Regions from separate parts of the Homo sapiens genome. Here regions 2, 3 and 4 are each linked to region 1. A link is a loop called in an ENCODE intact Hi-C map of the cell type or tissue named here. Cell type or tissue: mammary epithelial cell. All regions are shown on one strand. Links, peaks and the distances in the headings refer to the core of each region. The heading gives the core; the rest is flanking DNA. Region 1 holds the start of UNC13C (unc-13 homolog C). Region 2 overlaps UNC13C (unc-13 homolog C). Region 3 has its middle 28 kb from the start of RSL24D1. Region 4 has its middle 88 kb from the start of RSL24D1.

Evidence for each region. Peaks named below come from ENCODE experiments on the same cell type or tissue, not always from the same donor. Only the 100,000 strongest peaks of a DNase experiment are listed, where the experiment ranks them.
Region 2: it touches region 1 in a loop (14-fold over the local background); 5 of 110 quality-filtered maps call a loop at or near these places.
Region 3: it touches region 1 in a loop (8-fold over the local background); 18 of 110 quality-filtered maps call a loop at or near these places.
Region 4: it touches region 1 in a loop (7-fold over the local background); 19 of 110 quality-filtered maps call a loop at or near these places.

What each region holds. Positions count from the first base shown.
Region 1 is chr15:53,974,306-53,980,218 of GRCh38, forward strand. It overlaps UNC13C (unc-13 homolog C), which reads left to right and starts at 4,136. Exons shown (of 33, transcript NM_001080534.3): 1 at 4,136-4,622. It overlaps LOC124903495 (a long non-coding RNA gene), which reads right to left. Exons shown (of 2, transcript XR_007064646.1): 2 at 3,045-3,240. In mammary epithelial cell, for the core only: a CTCF peak has its summit at 2,716; no DNase peak of the experiment used is centred there; H3K4me3 peaks cover 572 bases; H3K27me3 peaks cover 397 bases.
Region 2 is chr15:54,267,779-54,273,691 of GRCh38, forward strand. All of the region lies in intron 10 of UNC13C (unc-13 homolog C), which reads left to right. Among named protein-coding and RNA genes, the nearest start is that of UNC13C, 290 kb to the left of the region's middle. In mammary epithelial cell, for the core only: no CTCF peak of the experiment used is centred there; no DNase peak of the experiment used is centred there.
Region 3 is chr15:55,166,161-55,172,073 of GRCh38, forward strand. No RefSeq gene overlaps it. Among named protein-coding and RNA genes, the nearest start is that of RSL24D1, 28 kb to the right of the region's middle. In mammary epithelial cell, for the core only: a CTCF peak has its summit at 2,380 (motif pointing left); a DNase peak (open chromatin) is centred at 2,361.
Region 4 is chr15:55,105,881-55,111,793 of GRCh38, forward strand. No RefSeq gene overlaps it. Among named protein-coding and RNA genes, the nearest start is that of RSL24D1, 88 kb to the right of the region's middle. In mammary epithelial cell, for the core only: a CTCF peak has its summit at 3,196 (motif pointing left); no DNase peak of the experiment used is centred there.

The sequences.
Region 1 (5,913 bases), core at 461-5,460:
ACAAAGCTAATTGGCTACACAGGGACTCAACCCGTGTCCTTAGCCTCATTAACTCTGTGCTTTACTAAGCAAGCACACTATTATTCACTCACTCATCAACCTACCTTTTATGAGTCTAGCCTTCAGCTGGGCATTGGTGATATAAAAATGAATGAACCATGGTCTCTGCCCTCAAGGAGCTCGCAGTCCAGCAAGGAAAATCAGGCAGATGAGTAAAATAGTAGTTAGCATACTGTATAATAAATCAGTGCCACAACAGAGATTTATGAAAGCGCTTAGAAGGCACTGCCAATACTGACTGGAGAAGTACAGCATCCATATCTTGTGACAGAATTTGTTGAGCCTAAAATTTTACTTCTTAAATCACTTAGATGCATTTAAATCCCACAGTTGAAAAATAATCTCATTCCTCAGTTGGAAAAGTCAAAAGCACTTTTTTTTTTTTTTCATTTAAACAATGAACATTTATTATCTCACAGTTCCTGTGGGCCAGAAATTCGAGAATAGCTTACCTGGGTTTTTCTGCCTCAGGGTTTCTCATGTGGTTGCATTTAGCATGTCAGCAGTGGTTGCAGTCATTTGAAAGCTTGAACATGGTTAGAGGGTCAGCTTCTAAAATGGCTCATTCGCATGCCTGTTGGCAGGAGGTCACAGTTTGTGTCTGGCTGTTGGCAGGAGTCCTTAGTTCCTTGCCACGTGGACTTCCCCCTAGGCTGCTTGAGTATCCTCATGACATGGCAACTAACTTCCTCCAGAGTGAGCAAACCAGAGTGGGCAAACAGGAAGTGGCAGTACCTTATGTGGCCTAGTCTCTAAAGTTACATACTGTCAATTCTACTCAAAAGTGCCATTTTAAAGTGACCCATACTTTAATGGAAAGCTTTAATTTAAGAACAGAACTTAACGTGTGTTTTACTACCATGTAATCTATGCTAGGCACATCTTTCCAAATTGCATAAGATGGTTTATTTCCAAATAGTCGTTCTCCTATACATTATTTACTTATATAGAGCTAGAAATGCCAACTTGCTGTTTTAAACATAATCATATTTTTCTCCGTAATTATCTGGACAACTAATCCATTTTGCCAATCCATTTGCATGGAAACAGAGAGCCAATGATTGGTCAGAGTATTGTTTTTTAAAAAATATAATAGTGAGGTTCAATGGTTGGTTACCAATTCCCTAAAATAAAGATCGAGGTTTTCTAAAACACTGAAAACACAATTCCATGCACACAGGATTGGTTTATGCTTTTTCAAGGATTCCTCTATTGCTTAAAGCCAGATATACAGGCCATGACACAATTCTACAAGAATGACCCCTTTACTTGATTCTTTTGGTTTAGTCAAGCTTCACTACTACTGTACTAAAAAATAAGCAGTGACCCAGGTTCCTTGCTTTTCTTCCACCTGAACCATAAATGAGACAAATGATCTGGCTCAGCTTATGTCTTGGGGTATGAGAGGTGAATGGTACCCTAGAGGTTTTATTCTTTCTGAAATGACTGCTGAAGCATTTGGAGGAGAAATGATCTTATTATTTAATCCAACCATCTATAAGTTTTGAGGCATGTACCTATGGATGGGGTGAGTGTATAAATAGAAATTACTTCTTATCCTGTGTTGTTTAATGTTATTAATTCAAGACTTTGAAAAGCTCCGTAGAAACAGAATGCATCTTACTGATAAGAATGTGGCTCTTACTGTTGAAATCTCATCGTTGTAATTACACATTATTCAAATCAGGTACTCAGTAGTGAAAACTACTCGTCAAAAGCCAAAACATTTCTACTAGGGATTTTGATGTCCCTGCAGGTCAATAAAGTCATAAAGCTCTGTCACTCTAACGGCAACATATTTTATTAGCAGCCAGAGTCCCTCACATACATGTTTCCTGCCACTTTCAGAGATGTAAACAATTTCCATTTTGAAATATATGACCAGAATCCTGATTATTAGAGCTTAGCACTGCATTCATTAAAACACACATGCTGGCATCGAAGCATTCATGAAACATTATTTCTTCTTTCCAATAAAAACTAATGATTACCACCCCTGGTGTGATTCATTTCCTCTACGAGAATATTTGAATTAGAGCAATATTTTCAAACTTTTCATGGCACTACATACATGGTGTTTTTTTTTCTTCTTTCTCTCTCTCTCTCTCTCTCTTTTTTTTTTTTTTTTTTCAGTCTTGCTCTGTCGCCCAGGCTGGAGTGCAATGGCGCGATCTTGGCTCACTACAACCTCCGCCTTCCAGGTTCAAGTGATTCTACTGCCTCAGCCTCCTGAGTAGCTGGGATTACAGGCACCCGCCACCAAGTCTGGCTAATTTTCCTACATACATGTTTTATAGACCGCTCATGGTTAGAATCATCTTTCATTTATTTCCTTCTGTAGGTTTAAACATTTACATCACTGACATTAAATCCAAATTTACTGAAGACGTATGCACATTTACCTTATTCTGGGTGCTAGGGTCTCTCAGCTGACCACAGCTTCTGTACTTTGCAGTGGTTATTTCACACCAAAAAGTGAAAACAGATTCAGTGAATAGGTGTTCTTTTCTCTATGTATTAAAACACGTTCTTCAAAATAGTGTATTGGCTAGCATGAGTTTTTCTGTATAAAAAAGTCAAGTTTCGCCCTATCAGGTGCTTCTAGGTCTAACCGGTTTTCCTGTGCTACTCTCCAGTGTTACAGCCGGGGGCAGCAGAGCTTTGTCCTGCCTGCCACTCCCGTGATGAGTGAAGGCAGGAATAAGACTGCCCTGGTACTTGCCCCTGATGCAGATCATTAGACCTTGAGCAGCTGCTCAGGTCCATTAACAGTCACTTAAGCAGCGGGTAAGGGAAGCTGTGCTGCTCTGAATTAAAGGTGGGGCTGATAGCTGGGAATGGGGAGGGCTCAGCTGCTAGTACCCAACATATATATTGTGTCACATTTGGGGACACTTTTTTAAACATCATGGAGAGGTTATTTATTGGTTGTCACATACGGTAGGTGAAATGTTTTGCCACAAGTTTTGCCACAAAATGCTATATCCGGTTTAACTGTTTATTTTGATGGCAACTATTATTATTGAATATTTAGGTGGAGTCAATTCTAATGTCAGTCAAGACATATTCATCCCTCCATGTACTGAAAAATGCCATACAAATCTGTATATATGCTTCCTATACTGTTTAACCACAGCTGCTAGTTGACGTTCTTCAGTCCTGGAAATATCCTTCCATTTTCTAAAAAGCAAAGAAAAGTAAAATTTTAAGTAAGCAGTAGAGCAGATGTAGCTTAAAACCTCCAAATTATTTCAGGCCTCAAGCTGCTTTAAGGCTGTATTTTAAGATTCAGTACTTTTTTATTTGTTTCAACAGGAGGATTAGAGGATTGAAAATGCTTTATTGATGGAAAGTGGGAACTGTTACTCCCCCCACCTCCTCTACTCAGCAAAACTAAAAGAGAAAGCAAGTCCATTCAATTCCCAGCCAGATCTTTAAAATGTTAACATCAAATGAAAAGACATTATTCCTAAGTGAGAAGAAAAACCTTTGCATCACTGTAAGTTACCCATCATTTCCCACTTTGATTTATGCATGTGTCATTAATTGAAATTGTTCAGGAATCACCTTCAAATGGTTTTCCACAAAAATAAGAGGAAAAACCAACTGGGATGGGATATCAGTATCTCCTCTATTTAAATACAGGGTCCTGTTAGCTGCATTTGGTGGCTAATAGGGAATGATACTGTGTGCGGTATACTTTCATAATTCCAAGTACAGTCAAGTACATCTAAAACAGTCATTGTTGAATAACATGGGTAATTTAGTATTATCCACGCTATTCCACTGGCAGAATTGGCCATGACTGTCTCCTAGGTCATCATCCAGCGATAAAGGGAAGATAGGCTGAGGAAGCTCTGGCATTCAGGCGTCTCCCAGCGATGAAGCTGTGTCCCACACAGTTAGTTGTCAGTGCGGTGGTGAAGGCCACACCTGGCAGTGGCTACAGTGCGTCTCCTGTGAGCAGGGGCTGTAGCTCACCCTCTCGGAGCTACGCCGTGCTACGGCGGCAGGAGAGGGAGCCCGGGCGCTCTCGGTGGAGGAGGCTGGGGATCGCAGTGCCGGTGCTGCATTCAGAAAAGACTCAGCCGCAGCCGGCGATGTGTGAAGTTCCCAGCACGCACTCAGCCCGGCTGCTCCTCACCCTCAAATGTTGATGAGCCTGGGCGCTCCTCAACACACGGGAGAGATCCCATTTTGCTTTCTGGGAGAAAGAGATGAGAAATGAGCCGCGGAAGGTATTTGGCAATGAGAAGAGTGAAAGGCAGTTTCTTGCCAGCAGCTAAGTTGTAGAATTGCTTCGGAGGCTACCCGGGAGTGCGATAGAATTGACAAGAAAAGAACAGACACCGTTGCAGACCAAGGCATGCCTGATTGCACGAGTCGGATCCCTGGGACGCAGCTTCCACTCCTGTTCTAACTATTTGTGATTGAAAAAAGGAAACGAGACTAGAAACACAATTGCAAGTGGTGTTCCTAAAAGGAAAACACATACACTCCAAAAGGAGGGGAAGAACAACCCAGTTGGCGTGCACATTTTTTTTTAAAGGAGAATTCCTCAGGTATGTTCTTTCCTCCGTTGCACGCACTGCTTCATCTGCATGCGATTTTCTGTCTGTATTTTCCTGTCCCTTCTTTTTGTTTGCACTTGGAAATCACAACCATGGGGTTCTCTTAGCGTAGCAGATATATTTGTAAAATCTCGGCTCTCCTGTTTTTATAATGTACATGATTCTATGGAGCATCATGACTTCTCAGTCATTGCTTTTAAAAAAAGAATTCAGAATGATAAATGACTGCTTAGTTTCCAGTCAACTTTCAGGAGAATATCTACATAGGGACAAATAGGGTTGAGATGAAAGGCTGGGATATTCCATAACCCCTCGGAATTTTGGAAGAAAAAAATAGAGCTCAACAGAGAACAAAAGTTGAGGGCTTCTAGGAAAGGGTTAAAAGCCAAGATGTCATACACTAGTGTGTCACCCAAGTGTTTTTCCAGCTCAGCATCCAGTCTGAAGCAAAAGAAGCTTTACCAATGATTTTTTTATTTCTAGCTCTTCATCAGTTCTTCAAGAAGAAGATCCTGCAGATTTACTTTCAAGAGATGAATTGCTTAAATTGTGTGCTTGGTTCTGTTTTACAACTGTTCTGTGGTGCTCAAGGAGGCAGTCTAAAAAAATCCCTTTGGTCCAACAGCATGAGTAAACCCTAACTTCTGCAATTACATCATCAATATACTTGTATCATCAAGAGTAAGACAGATATACAACAATAGTAATGTTGGCTGTCTTTAGTACCTAGACGGAGATGACAACACTTAAAAATCAATTTTCCTCGTTAGGCTTTTAAGGAAAAACAGGAAAGAGGTTTGAGGGTGGGTAATGCTTATAAAGATTAGTTTTAAAATACTCTGCATTTCTTTAAGAAGCTAAAATTGTAAGTTTATATAATTTTGAAATTAATAAAAAACTTAATGATTTTTAGAAAATCATCTTACCACCTTTTGCTCATCAATACTTTTCATAAAAGTGGGTTAAATTGTCAATAAATTAAATGTGCATATGTCTATATTAAATGAGATTTTCTGGAGGGGAGAAACGAGAATGAGAAAGTACTACATTTTTGTATATATAAAATATTTAATAGATTTTTAGTGTTAACACAGAGTTAATGCCAAAGCTCTAGGACCCTGGCTTTTAATTATTGTTGTTCCCACTTTCTTATGATTAAAAAGTTCAAATGCAATAGAGGTAAGTGGGCTTTAAATTGTCATTTATGCATACTGTAAAGTAAATCACCACCCTGCTCTTTGAAAACTATAAACCTCATTTTTGCCAAATGGTAGCTATCTGG
Region 2 (5,913 bases), core at 542-5,541, 290 kb after region 1:
GCTGTTTGGGACTGTGGGTCTACAGTTTTCTTTCAAATTTGGAAACATTTGGTCATTATTTCTTTAAATATTCATTCTGCTGTCTGTTTGGAGGCTCTACTTGAATACATATTAGGCCTCCTGAAGTTGCCTCATAGCTCCTTGACACTCTGAGGACTTTTCTTTCTTTCTTTTTTTTTAAATTTTACTTTAAGTTCTGGGATACATGTGCAGAAAGTGCAGGTTTGTTACATAGGTATACATGTTCCATGGTGGTTTGCTGCACCTATCAACCCATCATCTAGGTTTTAAGCCCAGCATGCATTAGGTATTTGTCCTAATGCTCTCCCTCCACTTGCGCCCCACCCCCCAACTTTACTTAATTTTTTTTTTCTTATTTTTTTCTTCTGTATTTCACTTTGGATTGCTTCCATTGTGTGTGTTTAAATTCACTAAGCTTTGCTTCTGTAATGTCTAACCTGCTAAAATCTAAGCCACTGTAATTTTCATATTAGGCATTTTCTTTTCCATCCTAGGAAATCCTAACTGGGTCTTTGCATCTTCCATGCCTCAACTTAAATTTTTGAAAACATGCAGTATTTATGATAACTGTTTTGATGTCCTTCCCTACCAATTCTAACATCTATGTCCAATCTTGGTCACTTTTGATTGATGGATTTTTCTCCTCATTATGCATTACATTTTTCTGCTACTTTGCTTGCCTGGTAATTTTAGCTTGAATTGCAGACATTGCAAATGTTACTTTGTTGCTTGCTGGATATCGTAGCATCCTATAGGTATTATTGAGCTTAGTTCTGGACATACTTAAGTTACATGGAAATATTTTTGTGCTTTGGATCTTGCTTTTCAAATGTGTTAAATGGGAATGAAATAGTGCTCAATTTCAGGCTAATTATTCCCCATATAATGAAGGCAAGACTCTTCAGCATACTCTTCCTACTAACTCATGAATTAGGAGGTTTTGTCTTCTGCCCAGTAGAAATTAGTATGATTTCTAGGACTGGCTGTGTGTTGGGCACTATTGCATCAAACTTTTAAATCTTAATCTGGCCTTGGGCAGTTTCTTTATGTGCATGCACTTATCATTACTCAACTCATTTCTCAAGGGGACCCCTGTGCAGATTGTTGAAATCTTCCTTCTGTTCAGCTCTTTTATTTTTGATATTATGCCCTGTGACCTCTAGCTGCCTTGGTCTTCCCCAACTTTCAATTCTGTCTTTCAACTCAAAGAGTCTAATGGACTCTACCTTGGTTTCTTTTTTTTTTTAATTTTTTATTTTATTTTATTATTATTATACTTTAAGTTTTAGAGTACATGTGCACAACGTGCAGCAAACTATCTACCTTGGTTTCTATTCCTTGCACAATGATTGGAAAACTCCCTCAAGGCAATAAGCTGAAGTAATCATAGGGCTCACTTTCTTTCTTTCTTTGTTTTTCTCTCTCTCAGGGATCACTGTTCATCACTGACATATCTCCATTATATTGAAAACCACTCTTTGATATATTTTGCTCACTGCTTGATTTTTTTATGTGGGAGGGTATCTCTGGTCCCTGTTAATCCCTCTTGACTAGAATAGAAAGTCTGGAAACCTGAATTTGATTGATAAGCCAAAAACAAAATAAAACAGTATGAGAGCCAACATAGGGCATGTCAAAGAGAATAAAATTTCTAGAAATATTGATCCAGTTGTAATCAGTAAAATAAAATAGAAATATTTATTGTATTATTTTAATCCTTCAAAGGGTCCTCCTTGAGAAATCAACTGAGTAATGATAAGTGCAGCCAAATAATGATGCATGTGATAAAACTACCTAGGACCACCCAAGTACTTGATGTGACAATTCGCAGTGCTCATCCAGACCAGGGCTAGTGCTTGTTCCCACCAGACTGGCTAAAATGCATCATAGTTCATGGGGAAAGTACACAGAAGTACACACCGGAATGGACCATTAAACTATGAATTATCTGTATTATTATTGGCAGTTTTCATATAATTTTCCATGTTGTGTGCCTGGTTTCCTTTTGATAGGAGGCTCTATCTGTACTGGCAGTAACAATATATGTATTTTTTAAACATCATTTCAAAGAAGAAATTCAAATTTAACACTGTACCTGGCCATGCATGAACTATATATAAGTACATAATATTTCAAAATATTTTCCACTTTACTGATAAAATATTTATTAACTTTAAGTGAAGCTACACTTGTAATTCTTTTCTATTTGTCTCCTTTTTAAATGCCAACTTTTTTAACATTAGTTCTTTCTGTCATCAGTTTCCTGAATTCTGAGATTTTATTCTTATTATACAGGTTCTATATCACTGGCTCCAGAAATACTATTTTGAAGCTACCAGTGCATGTTTTCATTTATCATAAAAATGGCATGAGAATTGCAGAGTTACCTTTTCTTTATAAACGGTTCTCTTTTGCAGAAAGAAATGAGTTCACAGTGAATTTATGTTCAGACGTTGAAAAATGTATACACATCACAGATGAACTCATCCATACCTTCCCCTCCCCTGACAGTTCTGCCCTGTGAACTGGGGTGGAAAAATATATACTGACATTCTGAAAATAAGATGTTTTATTAATAGTGTGACTTTAACTTCTGAGCTTTAGCTTGTCTAATATGAAAAATAGGGATAATAATACATACCTCACAGAATTGTTGTGTTTTTTGAGGTAGATACTATATATGAATTTCATAGAACTTGTTAAGTGTTAAAAATGATAGCTGTATTATTATTAGCATTAATAACATGATTATATCTTTGTGCTGAGCTTCAGGTCTTTACACTAAATATGACAGTAATAGTCCCATGCCAAAAAAGTTCCAACTTGAATAGTGAGGCCAAGGGAGAACCAATGAATAGGTTGCTGTAAAAAGAAAAAAAAAATTCTACTAAAATAAGAATCAGAGAACTGAGACTGGGAAATGGATCTGAGAGATAGTTTTGTCCAACTTGCTCACTTCACTGATGAGAAAATCAAAGCTCAGATGGGTTGTAGTACATTCGACACTACAAAGTAGTGCCCTGTTGTGAAGCCACAAATAAGATACAAGCAGAAATTGGGAAGTGTGATTTTTTTTCCCCCTACATCCAAACTCTTCACTTGAAAAATTGCTGCAGACCTAAACAAGGCAAGCAATCACAAAACTGGTAAAATGAAAAGGTAGTTGAAATAATTTTTCAACTTTGGGATTTGGCCTTAATTATCCCCCCATTAATTGCACTTTAATGCCCTCTAGAGATTTTAATGCTAAATAATTTCAATTTTAATTTTATTTATCTTACTTTAAAACAAAGAGTTTGAATTTATAATCTTTAAAATACTATAGATGTTGTGTGATTTCAGAATGGGGCACTCTGGACAGCATTTGGAGAGAACAGAGGCATAACCAATTAAGCCCTTACAGAAATCTGAGTTACAAGGGGTTGTAAACAAATGTTTAATTCCTAAAATATCACGTGAAGATTAATTAAGATAACACATATGAAAGCACTTTGAAAATGATAAAGTGTCATATAAATCTAAGGTGCTGGTTATCTTTGCTCTTTGATACTGAATTGTATAGTTGATCATTTCATAATTAATTATGACCTTCAATTTCACTTTCCTTTGCTACTGTTAATGAAATGTCTTATGCTTATCATAAACCATTCCCTCAGGAGGAAAACAAGTAAGTCTCTCTCAGTGAGTTATAGAGAGAAAATGCCAGTATGGTCTGCCAGTTTGAATAAGAAATTTGAGAGTTAGGAGATGACATTTTCTTCATATGTTGATGCTGTTCTCTGAGGACTCTATAGTTGAGGCCTTGGTGCCTCCTTTTTGCAAACTTCTGAAATAAAAACAAATTTCATGCTGACTCCCTGCAAGAGTTGAGGTAGGTCATAAAGCTGATAGTAGATATGTGTTACTTAATCTGTTTTTAATAGATATTAACCATTGGAGTAAAGAATTAAGTTAATGAAAGTCTAGTCAACAAAATGCCTGTGATAGGAGTGCAAATGTGTCCTCATTTATAGTAGCATTGAATAGGCATGGGAATGGTAGTTAAGTATTCTACGTATGTAACCGACTGGACAATCAGCTCCACTTACTTCTTGGAGTATCCATTTAATTCCACCTAATTTCCTGAGTGACCGTTATATGTAAAGCACTGTAGTTAAGTACCATGGAAAGTATTGACTTAAAGAGTGATTCCACGTTATACAAAAAGCTCTCTGGCCAACAAGATTATAAACCTGAATACCAGTACTATTCTGGGTCTAACATGTTTCTGGACCAATCCTTAACCTCTTTGAATCTCAGTTTCGCCATGGGAAATGTGCTAAAAGTTATTCCCCATCTTGACAGACAGTAACACTAAACTCATAATGCTGTAGTTTAGAAGCATGATTGTTTTGGACCTTTTGAAGTATATGGCAGCCACGTTCAATTCCTAGCTACCCAGATGTGGTGCGCAGAGTGCCTCAGGCCCATGGCTCTCCACCGTGCCATGTGCTGCTCAGCCGGGGCTGAGTATCAGTTAAGCATAAACTAAGCTCTATAAAAGATAATTTATTTAATACCATATTTAAAATATTTTGATAGCACAGCAGACTAATATTTTAAAATGACAGCCTGAACATAATCATGCATCTGATTTATTGCCTAGATTACCAGCAGTCTTTTCCTAGGCTATGTGGGAAGGGAGTATTTCCTCAGTTGTCTGAGCCATTTTACAGTGATGGTACCAACATCAGCAAGTCATTTGTCACAGAAGATGGTTCCACAGTTTCTAAAGCAAGGAGTTTAGTCACACTTTATGGGATTAGAATTTATTTATTTATTTATTTCTCTTTTTTTTCTAATCATTGCCTACATTGTGATTATGTCTAGCAGCAGGAAAATAATAATAACCAATTCTACTGTTCGCTTGCTAAATGAGATTGAGCCATTACCTATCCACATACAGCGAAGCCAACAGAACAGAATTTACATTATCACTGCTTCTCACTAGAATCTAAGGGTTTTATAATAAATAGCGGAAGGAGTTATGGAGAGATCTAAATTGAATGTCATAAAATATAAACTTAGGGTCACCAAAGAGAATTAATTCACAGTCAGTAAACTAGAAAATATCAAATCAAGATGCATGTTTAGAGCTATCACTGTAATATTCCATAGGCAGGGGTGCAAGGTGCTATGAACTTGACTTAGTTTTAAATTGAGAACCAAACAGAACTTAAATAAAATCTCCCAGATCTTTAGGGAGCAGTTGGGGGTACAAACAGCAATCTTTGTGGGTAAAAAGGACTGTTCTGCAGGAATCTGTCTCAGTCAGAGGAAAGAGAACCCTCTACAATTAAACTAGTACATGGAAAACGGATTAGGTGAGGACAAATTTTAATATATGAGAACAGAAAGTCCTTGCAGAAACCAGGAAAAGCCAAACAAATTGTCCCAAGGGCAGAAATGATTATGCTTGTTTATTCCTCTCTTCTTCTCTGAGAGTTTATTCACCTATATCTGTTTTTCCATCTTTCCATTTGCACACACACTCCTTTCACTGTGTCCCTATCTCCCTCCTTTCCCCGCTTTTCCCTTTCCTCGCTTCTCTGCACACTGATCTGATTCTTGATCACTACTCAATAGATTTTCTTGTTTTTCACTTCCCCATGGTATATCATAGCCTTGGCCATGTGTTTCCCAACTCTAGCACTCAGTTTGCTGCTGGAAACCTATTTGGGTTTTTCAATAATTAGCTCAGTTCATCTTTACAAAGCACCATACAAGTCCTGGGTTATTGGTCTATCAATGATTGGAACATCTTAAAACTATCACTTGTATGTTTCATGTGTGGAATGGAGACCAGGGAAGTCTTAATGGGGCATGCTAGTCACTCATTTGTGGGTTGAAGCA
Region 3 (5,913 bases), core at 336-5,335, 1.2 Mb after region 1:
CTCAGGACGGCAGGAGAGAGAATGTGCCAGCACAAGAAATGCCAGATGCTTATAAAACCATCAGATCTCGTGAGACTCGCTCATTAACACGAGAACAGCATGGGGGAAATCGCTGCCATGATTCAATGACCTCCACCTGGTCCCACCCTTGACACGTGAGGATTATTACAATTCAAGGTGAGATTTGGGTGGGGACACAGAGCCAAACCATATTGCTTCCTTTCCCTAAGAACAGGATCAATCCAGATAACCTGAATATTCCATTCCCACTGACCACAGTGATTGGTTCAGATACGAGAATGGGACCCACTCATACCAATCAGTCTGGAATGCCAAGGAAGAGAGTCTCTTGCCACTGGGTGGTAAGTTGGAAGAGTGTGAGTTCAGAGCTCAATTTGCCATCTTTCCCCACATACACAGCTGACGGACAGAGTGTGTGCACCCTGACAACACCACAAAGTGTCTGGCCCCTCGTACCTGAGGCTAACTGCACATCTGGTCTTTTCAGTATGGAATGCCAATAAGTGCCTTCTTTCTAGAAGCTCTTTTGAGTTGGGTTTCTGTCACTAGAAATCACAAAAATTCTAACACATTAGGGCAGTTAGTTGTCTACAGAATTCTTTGATTATGTGTGCCCCATCACTAAAAAATTTTGCTCACCCTTAGTATATGTACATTTATTATATACTTGTATTGTGGCACAAACATTACAAAGCATACACAAAACATATATGTTATAAAAGGATGATTAAAAGCTAAATATAAATAATAGCTTAATGTTTTCTTTCTGAATCCCTTTGAATTACCTTGCAAGCCCCTGAATAGCCACATCCCACTTTAGAGACCACTTCATTAAAGAATAGTACCAACCTAATGGTTTACAACCTGAAGCCATATTGGAAGGCTTTTCTTCAGAATGCCAGTGTTGTCAATAATATGACTGCAGTCTAACAGAAACCTGCAGAACCAAATTCTCCTATTATAAGCAGATGCCCGATCATTAGCTTTTAATTATATATTTAAATTGCAAATATTTCAAAAAAGAACAGCATTCCAAATTGACACATCTGGAACTCCGTGGAAAGGGAAAATGATCTAAGCAATAATTCTGGACAGAGCCATGTCTACTGTCTTCTACCTAGAGAGCAAACAGGAAGAAACACTATTCAGTTTCCTGAGGTCTGTGTGGAGGCAATCAATGCAGTAAGAAGAATCATAGCAAGAGTGTGAAGGCCCATGCCTATGAAGAAACACCATCTTTGTACTTATAAACTGCTCAATAAAAGTTTCCTAAACAGAGTTAGGAGGATAAGAGATATTGGGCAGTACTGAGAGAAAAATCAGAGCTCAGGACTTAAAAAATAAAGCAGTTTCTATTGGTGATGCATTCTAGCCTGTCGCTTTGCTGGTGATTGGTAGAGATGAAAGTCATTGAAACTTGGAAGACTGGGAATTTTAGAAAATGGGATGATGAGGAGCTCAATAACGTCCTCTCCTTTTCAAGGCCATCGCTGAAACCCTCGCTGCCCTCCCCATGGAATTAACTTTCTCATAACTTGACTTTGGTGCCTGTCACACTGTGTCATAGCTAGGTGACCTTCATCTAGCTCTTTCACCTAGCTGTAGGTATTTTGACTACATTTCATTCATCTCTGCATCCCTAAGGCTTGCTTAACACAGGACGGGGCAACTTCTGTGATGAACAAATGCATGCATTACCCAGCTGAGAGCCAAAAAAAAAGAAATTTATTTAAGGCTTTTGTTTGGCAAGAGATAAAACAGTAAGAACTCCAATGTACAAGGAATACCATTCCAAATAGAGAACTTTCTCATCTCTACCTGAAGATGTAAAGTGGATAAGAAATGGTGAGCCTTATGTGAGTCACTTTAAACCCATATGTGGTAAGACCTGCAGCCTGAGTCTACTGCTTCAAAAGGCAAGAGGTACCTTCTTATACCTTCTTATGCCTTCTCAATGACACATTAAAATAAGGAAAATAAAAATGGAAAATATTCAATATATGTGATAACCTCTTTACATGCATCAACAAAAAATATAAATATGTACTATCATCTCCAATTTACAGATGTGAAAACTGAGATTTGCAGAGGTCAAATAACTTACCCAAGTTAACAAAGTCAAAATTCAAACACAGAATTGTGTGACTTCAAAACTGTGCTTTATTAGAGGTTTCATTTGTTAAGCAGCCCCTCTCCTCTAGGTGGCCCTAGCTGTAATCCCTCTCAACCAGGATGCAGGATTTGATCCTTGGGTCCTTGTTGACTACGTTCCCATTTAACCCCTTTGCTGACTGACATCCTGTCTTTCTGAGCCTCTAGGATTGGTAGGACAGCACCTTTAGGAGTCCTGATTCTAGCAACTCTCTGCTGCCCCCACCTGGCACCCAGAAGCACATACTTGATCATTTCAACCTAATAAATCCCTCACTAGCACTATCCAATAGCCACAATATGTAGCTAAGTTTTCAAGAAGCTACATTAACAAAGTAGAAAGAAATGGATGAAATCAATTTTCATTACTTTGTTTGGGACAGGGTCTCGCTCTGTGGCCCAGGCTGGAGTGCAGCGGCCTGACGTGATCTCGGCTCACTCCAACCTCCAAGTCCCAGGCTCAGGTGATCCTCCCACCTCAGCCTCCCGAGTAGCTGGGACTACAGGCGCATGACACCACGCCCTGCTAATTTTTCTATTTTTAGTAGAGACGGTTTCGCCATGTTGCCCAGGCTAGTGTCAAACTCCTGGGCTCGAGCAATCCTCCACCTTGGCCTCCCAAAGTGCTGGGATTACAGGTGAGAGCCACCACGCCTGGCTACATTTTTATTTAAACGTATATATCCAAAATATTATTTCAATACCAAAAATTAATGATATTTTACACACTTTTTCCATCAAAATCTGGTATATATTTTTACAATTAAAACACATCTCAGCACCATGGGGAAAGGTATATTTAAACACACACACACGTAATTAGCCGCTTTTTAAGCACTCAGTTACCACGTGTGGGCTAGTGGCTGCTATAGTCGACAACTTACCCTGAGACACTAAATCCACTTTTCATGTCTGGTGAAATAAGTAAAGTGTTTCTGTCTGGAGAGAAAATGGCATTACCAAATTTAAATACTTAGCTAATGTGTTCCACCAAATCAACCTGGATTATGATAGAAGTCTATTACTTGAGAGGCAATCTTAATATAATGAGGAAAGCACGGGCTTACTGGTCAGATGATCTCAAGTTCAAATCCCAGCAAAACCACAGATGAAAGGATCTTCACTAATTGTAATTGTGAGAAAGCAGGCATTTATTTAATGGAAAATTAACACTCAGCAAATGGATAACAACTTGTGGTACATTTATATGATGGAATATTATACCTCATTTAAATTAATAAGCTAAGTCTACCTGTATGCACAACATGGATATAACAATAATAATGTTTCGTGAAAAAATATGATACAATAGGACATCCTCACATGAGATCATTTTTTAAAAGTATAAGTACTTGCAAAATAATATAATATATTGTTTGTGGATATAGACTGACGAAGCTAAATTATGAAAACACGCCTGAAAAGGTAAATATCCACTTCAGAAGAGTGGTTCTCCCCCCACCCACCACCCCCACCGCAGAGAGCAGAGAAATCTGCTGGCCCCTCACAGGGGACCAAAGGAAGGATGCTCTACAATCGGGGAAAAGGGGCTATAGGCCCTGGGAAAGTTGGCTTGCCTACCTGCTGCTCTTCTCACAGAAATGCCTCTTTTTTTTTTTTTTTTTTTTTTTTTTTTTTTTTTTGGAGACTGAGTCTCGCTCTGTCACCCCAGGCTGGAGTGCAGTGGCACAATCTCAGTTCACTGCAATCTCTGCCTCCCAGGTTCAAGTGGTTCTCGTGTCTCAGCCTCCTGAGTAGCTGGGATTACAGGTGCCTGCCATCATGCCCGGCTAATTTTTGTATTTTTTTTTTTTTAGTAGAGAAGGGTTTTCATCATGTTGGCCAGTCTCACCTCGAACTCCTGACCTCAAGTGATCCAGCCGTCTCAGCCTCCCAAAGGTCAGCCACCACAACTGGCCAGAAATGCCTCTTTAAAAAGACATCTGATGAAATACTATAATTTCTAAGTGTTTGAATGTTGTTATAATTATTAATCATTGACACGTTAATCATTTCCATTTAGCTTCTTATCAATCACTACAATTCTTAAGAATAAAATGTCTGCCCAGAGATAAGAATGTGGAGTCGGAAGATGCTTTATTACTAGAAATATTAAATCAAGATGAAATTGCAGAGTTGTTCCAAGACAAAAATGTAAAGGCACTTTCTGGCCCTTTCTATTGAAAACTAAAAGGAATTTGAAAGGGTAGTTACTGCTGTTAATGTTTCACTGCGCGACAATTTAAGGAATTTACTTTGTTATAATACATCTGACATTGCCTCAACTCCCGTTCCAATCACAGAAATGCCTCCAATAAAATACATGCCAGGAATTAAAAACACTTTATTATTATCATTATTCCTTTAAAGGGGATATGGGGAGTTCTTTGTGCAGTCCTTGTGATTTTTCTCTAAGTTTGAAATTATTTCAAAATAAATTTTAATTTAAAAAAAGGGGGTGGTTCTCTAGGGGTTCTCTGAATGGAGAGAAATGGAACACAGTGTGGAAGGGGAGACTTCAACTGTATTTGTGATGATTTATTAAGAAGGAAGAGGAGGAGAGGGAAAAGAAATTCTAAGACCAAAACTCGGGCAGTTAACAAATGACTACACGTCAGGAAGCCCCTTGCCTGAAGAACACCATTTGTTCAGCCTCTCTCTCCTGTTAGTTTTGAAGGAGCAAACCCATCCAGTGCAATTCTTTTTTTTTCTTTCTCTCTCTCTTTTTTTTTTTTTTTTTTTTTTTTGAGATGGAGTTTTGCTCTTGTTGCCCAGGCTGGAGTGCAATGGAGCAATCTCGGCTCAACACAATCTCTGCCTCCTGGGTTCCAGTGATTCTCCTGCCTCAGCCTCCCGAGTAGCTGGGATTACAGGCATGTGCCACCACACCCAGCTAATTTCCTATTTTTAGTAGAGATGGGGTTTCTCCATGTTGGTCAGGCTGGTCTCGAACTCCCAACCTCAGGTGATCCGCCCACCTCGGTCTCCCAAAGTGCTGGGATTACAGGCGCGAGCCACTGCGCCCGGCCACAATTCTTAATCTAGAGAGTTTCAGACAAGCTCCGAACCAAAAATCTGTTTTCCAAGGTAGCCCACCTTCCCACATGGCAAATCTGTCCTTCAACGACACTGGCTTGGAGAAGGTTCGAGAAGCACAAAGGGGTAATTGCTAAATATTGAACTTCCTAGACAAGTCTGGGAAGAAACAACTTTCTGAACCAGCTAATAATTTAAGTTAAATGGAGCATGAAAAGGAGTGCCTCCACAGTTTACTCAATCTGTAGGATTTCTACAGAAAGCTATACCCAGAATAAGAAATTTTTTAGTAATTAATGCAAAGTCGCTTGTCCTGCAGGCACTTGGATTTTAATACAGTGCTTACAGAGGATTTATTCCTAGACATCTTTTTTAATCAACATCTCCTAACCCATCTGTGCTTCTGCAGTGAGGTTTCTAATGCTGAAGTGCTATGACTATTTCCATTTGCTCCATTATAATTATGCAAAACCATGTGTTTTGTTCTGCCTGATCCCAGTTCAATTTAAACACTGATTAAATTGGAAATAAATTAATGTGGTGCAAGTGTTGATGGAATCATCATAAACTGGCACTTACCCCTGGAAACAAACCATCCTCTAATGAATTAATTGTACTCTTTATTTAGGGAGAACATTAGATGTAATCAAATGGAGTGCACACATATTCACAGGCCCAAATAAATGGGTATGTTACAAGTGTGAT
Region 4 (5,913 bases), core at 327-5,326, 1.1 Mb after region 1:
GAAAGCCCCTTATAAAACCATCAGATCTCATGAGAACCCATTCCCATGATTCAATTACCTCCCACAGGGTCCCTCCATGGGGATTATGGGAACTATAGTTCAAGATGAGATTTGGGTGGGGAAACAGCCAAACCATATTAATGCCGGAGACAGGCTTAGGGGTCCTGTTGATAATGCCACTGGGAGGTTGCTGAGGCTCCCCTGTCTTACAGCAATAGACTCAAGTCAGAACAAGGCTTTCTATGGCTGTCCTCCTACTACATGGGCCAGACCATACATCAAACTGACACAACTGGCACATGGTGATTATTAGTAAAAGATGAGTCCAAAATGGTATTCTATTGAGAATAAGGAGTGATATAGTTTGGATGTTTGTCCCCAACCAAATCTCATGTTGAATTGTAATCTCCAATGCTGGAGGTGGGGCCTGATGGGAGGCGTTTGGGTCATGAGGGCAGATGATTCATGGCTTGGTGCTGTCTTCACGATAGTGAGTTTTGCAACATCTGGTCATTTAAATGTGTGACACCTCCCCCCTCACTCTCTCTTTCTTCTGTTCTTACCACTTTATGTGCTTGCTCCCCTTTTGCCTTCTGCCATAATTGGAAGCTTCCTGAGGCCTCTTCAGAAGCAGATGCTGCTATGCTTCCTATACAGCCTGCAGAACCGTGAGCCAATTAAACCTCTTTTCTCACAAATTACCCAGTCTCTGGTATTTCTTTATAGCAGTGCCTGAACAGCCTAATACAGAAAATTCTTACCAAGGATTGGGGCATTGCTATAAAGATACCCGAAAATGTGAAAGCACCTTTAGAACAGGCAACAAGAAGAGGTTGGAAGAGTTTGAGTGCTCAGAAGACAGAAAAATTAGGGAAAGTTTGCGACTTCTTAGAGACTGGTTAAATGGTTGTGACCAAAATGCTGATAGTGATATGGATAGTGAAGGCCAGGCTGACAAGGTCTCAGATGGAAATGTGAAACTTATTGGAAACTAGAGCAAAGGTCATGCACTTTATGCCTTAGCAAAGAACTTGGCTGCATTGTGCCCCTGCCCTAGGTCTCTGTGGAAGTTTGAACTTCAGAGTGAAGATTTAGGGTATTTTGTGGAAGAAATTTCTAAGTAGCAAAGCATTTACAATGTGGCCTGGCTGCCTCTAACAACCTATGCTCGGAGGCATGAGCAAAGAGCTAACTTAAAGCTGGAAGTATATTTAAAGGGGAAGCAGAGCATAAAAATTTGGAAAGTTTGCTGCCTAGGCATGTGGTACAGAAAACAAAAGCATTTTAAGGAGAGGAATTCAAGCAGGCTGTGAAGCAACCACTTGCTACAGATATTTGCTTAACTAAAACGGAGCCAAGGGCTAATATGTAAGACAATTAGGAAAAGGCCTCAAAGGCACTTCAGAGAACTTCATGGCAGCCCTTCCCATCACAGGCCGAGAGTCCTCTAAGAGGAAAGGATGGTTTTGTGGACCAGGACTCCAGCCTGGGTAATGAAGCAAGACCCTGTCTCTAAAAATAAATAAATAAATAATAAAATAAATAAAAGCACTACTTTGTTTTCTTTATCTATTTCTTCCTTGGGAGAAAGGAGCAATTGTTATCTTTTTTTTTTTTTGGCCCTTCATATTTATTTACATGTTCCATAAATTATTTTTCTTATAATTATTTTGTAGGTATGCTCTAAGATAAGTTCTCTAAAACAAATAAATCTCACTCTACATCTCTTCTTTGCTTTTCCCTATCCTCATTCCTTTTGTTGCTGGATCCTCAAAGGCCTCATTCACCTTTTCACACATTCTCCTTTACAGATACTCTCTGCCTCTGTTTCAGCTGACTTGCCTGGCCGGCATATCTGCTGCTAGTTTCACATGAATACATTCTCTTACAACCTTCTTGTTCTAACACATATGACTCTTTTCAAAATCACAGATACATTATTATCCTAAAAGAACTCAAGCCCAAGAATCCACTGAAGTCGTAATTTGAGTGAGAGTTTAGGCATTTTTTAATTGCCTCAAAACAGGTGAGTTTGGCTTATTTTTTTCAAGTGCAGATGAATTCAGAAGGAAGAGCTTAAGCATGCCCTGCTTAAGAGCACTTTTATATTGCTATAACAAATTTACAAGTCCTGACATAATTACTTGTTTTTGCTTTTCTTAGATAATGTATCTGTAAGTTGTTTTTTTTACGAGATGCTTTAGACCCATGGCAGTGAAAATCACCTACTTACCCAACCAGCTGTAACAGTCATACATTACCCAAAGAGATAAATCTGAAACAAATACCAGAGGACTGGAAACCTATTGAGGAGAGGTGTAGAGAATAAAGAGTGAGTGAGTTCCAGGGCTAGAATACAGAAGCATACAGTTCGGCCATATGCCTAAAGCAGTTGTGGGAGCTGAGAGGAGCCCATGTGACCAGAAAGCTGCTGAAGATGTCTTCCAAACTCAGTCAATCCCCACTGCACCAGCTTCCTCCCTCTCCCACCTTCCCCTAACCATTCCAACAGATCTCTGGGGAGAGGAGTGGAAATAAGACAGGGGACAAAAGGCAAGCCTCGTATCCAAAGATACCGAGGAAAGGAATAGCAGAGCATAAATTAACCCTAAAGGGTAAGTCTTCAGTTCCCCCAAAGACTGTAGAAACAGGGCCCACTTCAACCTCTGAAGGAAAATAGAAAGTAAGAAACTGAGGAAGCTAGGGAGAGAAAGAATCAGAATTCCAGCGGGGGAAGCAAAATGTTCACTCAAAACTAGATATTGTATCATCAGCATTTCTTTTATTCCAAAGTCTTCCACAAAGTTAAGTCATATTACTTTCCAAAGCCGGCCTTTGGGTAATTTAAGTACTTCCACCATCGCCACTGGGCAAACTGAAATGTATCAGGGAAACAGAGAGTGCATGCACATTAGGTGGTGTCAGCCCTTTGTAACTGATCAGCAGCCAGCGTTGAAAACTTTCTTTGCGTAGAATTCAGACCTAAGAGATAGCTGATGAATTTTTTCATTTCCATGTTTTTTTTATTCCATTGTGTCTCAGAATTAGTGAGGTTTTTTTTTTTTTGTTTTTTTTTGTTTTTAAAAGCTGTGTTCTGCTTTTTTTTTCATCTGAAGGCTGGTAAACAGGCTGCTCCGGCCTCTGGAAATTTATCACAAATAGCCCAGCGCCCTCTATCGGCCCCCCTGCCACACTGCCTCTTGATGGCCTCTGCAGCTACCTCGGTTGTTTTAAACATTCTGCAACCACGGCTCTGCCACAAGTGATAAATTAGTGGCTTCAGAAAAGTACTGTTCGGGTTGAACACAAATCATTTGATAAACAAAATCAGAAATAAGTAATGGACTCTAAAATCAAGCAGTAAAATTATTTATGGTAGGGTCAATTATGTCATTTTCCTCTTTTGAAAACATTTACTTTGATTTTTCTTAAAAAACGGCTTTGTTACATGGCCGAATTGCCAATAACTGTGGCTTGACACAACTTGCTTCAGAAGCAGACAGTGAACTGACTCAAATCTAACCAAAGTGACTCAGCAAACAGCACGTGATAAGAAACTGACATGCTAGCCCATAAGAGAAAAAAAAATAGAACAAATTTTCTCCAGGTTCACATCACCTTAAGACTGATAGGGAAATGGGTTTAGGACTGTCATCAAGTGAGAGGAAGAAGCTCCTTAGGGAGGACAAGTGGACATTTCAGAGATTAACCTCTTCAAACTCCTAAATAATCATTTCTTGGCATGTACCTTTAACCCTATAGTCCTTGACCCTTGAGTTGTTTTTTAAAATGGCATAGGAAGGCCCTTGTTTGTTGTTTGTTTCCATAGAAGACTTTGTCCTCTATACAAGGTTCATTTTACCCCCATACGTGAAGAAATTAGGACTTCTAATTTTTCTGCAAAAAAAAAATAATAAGAGTAATTTCAATCTGGGACCAGTTAAGTCTCCATATAAAACGGAGAAAGGACATCACCTCCCCACCTCCCTTTCTGATTGATCTGTTCCTAGGGCTTGAGACCTCCTAAGTGAGATTTCCTTGCAACACAATACAGATATCGGGAAATGACTTCTTCTGCCACTAAAATAGTGGATTGTGGTTGTGCCTCAGCAATGTTGAATCGTTTATGTGCTAGGCATTGGACAGGGGTTGGAGGAACAAAAATAAATAAAACACAGTCCCTACCCACAAGGATCTCACTCATCTAGGATACAAAGACAAGTGAACATAATTAGAATATAACACTAAACTCAATGATAAAAATACACAGAGAGTGGGAGCAGAAAAGGTTCAAGCAAGACTCATGATTTCAAAGCAGTAATTTGTACTGCACCCCCAAATTCCTCACTTTCATTCAGTGAGGATCTGGAGACTGCCTGGAGTCCTCTAATTCACCGAGGAAAGAGCTGGGGATAAATATGTTAACTGAAGTATGATTTTCTCATAGTCAGAAACGCATCAGACATAAAAAGCAAGCTATTCAGAAACACAGGAGAGGAGTTTCAAGGAGAGGATGATAGGACATGTCAGATGGAGACGAGGTCAAGAAAAATTCAGACTGAAAGGATTGCTGCATTTGGCAGTAAAAAGGTCATTGCTGAGTTCAAGACAGTCACTTCAGTAGAGTGATGAATACAAGATGCCAGGTTCAAAGAAGATGTATGTAACAAGGAAATAAACACAGCAGGCACAGATGCTATTGTAGGTCGCTAATACAGAGGCATTCACCGTAAGTGAGTGCCACAGGAGGCAGCACAGGGGAATGTTTTCCTTGGGGACAGTAGCCCTTCCTGTGGGGCAGAGGCTGAGCATGTGGGCTCTCCAGTCACAAGCACCTGGGTTCAGGTTCCAGCTGTGCCACATAGGTAATCTAGCCACAGCAGGCCTCTGTCAAACGGGATCATCACAGCACATACCTCATAGAAAAAAATACCTAGGATAGAGTAAATCCTCAGTGTAGAAACTGGAAAGGAGTCAGAGAAGCCACCATATGCCTTCAGTTCTAAAACTCCTATTTTAACATTTCTGAAATCAGGATACATTACAGTTTGTCAGCATTTTCCCCTCTTAGCAGAACATAAAATAATGACTCATGTAACCATCAATGACATCTTAGGTTTAATGGAAGAGTTAGTCCCTAACCCTGAAGCAGTTAAGTAATTGGCCTAGCTTTATGCAAACTGGCTCATAAAGAAATGTTAAAGTGAACATTTTGCTTAAATTCATGAGGGTTTTTAGAAGTCTTCTGGGTCCTGGCCAGGCACGGTGGCTCACGCCTGTAATCCCAGCACTTTGGGAGGCCAAGGCGGATGGATCACCTGAGGTCAGGAGTTCCAGACCAGCCTGGCCAACATGGTGAAACCCCATCTCTATTAAAAATACAAAAAAAAATTGCTGGGCATGGTGGTGGGTGCCTGTAATCCCAGCTACTCGGGAGACTGAGGCAAGAGAATCTCTTGAACCCGGGAGGCAGAGGTAGCAGTGAGCAGAGATCACGCACTGCACTCCAGCCTGGGCAAGAGAGTGAGACTCCATCTCAAAAAAAAAAAAAAAAAGTCTTCTGGATCCTTGCTATTCATAGTATGCTCAACAAGCCAGCAACATCAGCATCATCTGGGAGCTCCTTAGAAATGCAGAATGCCAGGTCCTATCCCATACCTATGGAATAAGAATCCTCATTTTAACAAGGCCTCCAGGCCAGGCATGGTGGCTCATGCTTGTAATCCTGGCACTTTGGGAGGCTAAGTTATGGGGATTTCTTGGGCTAGGAGTTTGAGACCAGCCTCGGCAACATAGTGAGAGACCCCATCTCTACTAAAAAAATTTTTTAATTTTCTGGGCATGGTGGTGGTACGTACCTTGTAGTCCCAGCTACTGGGGAGGCTGAGGTAGGAGGATTGCTTGAGCCCAGGG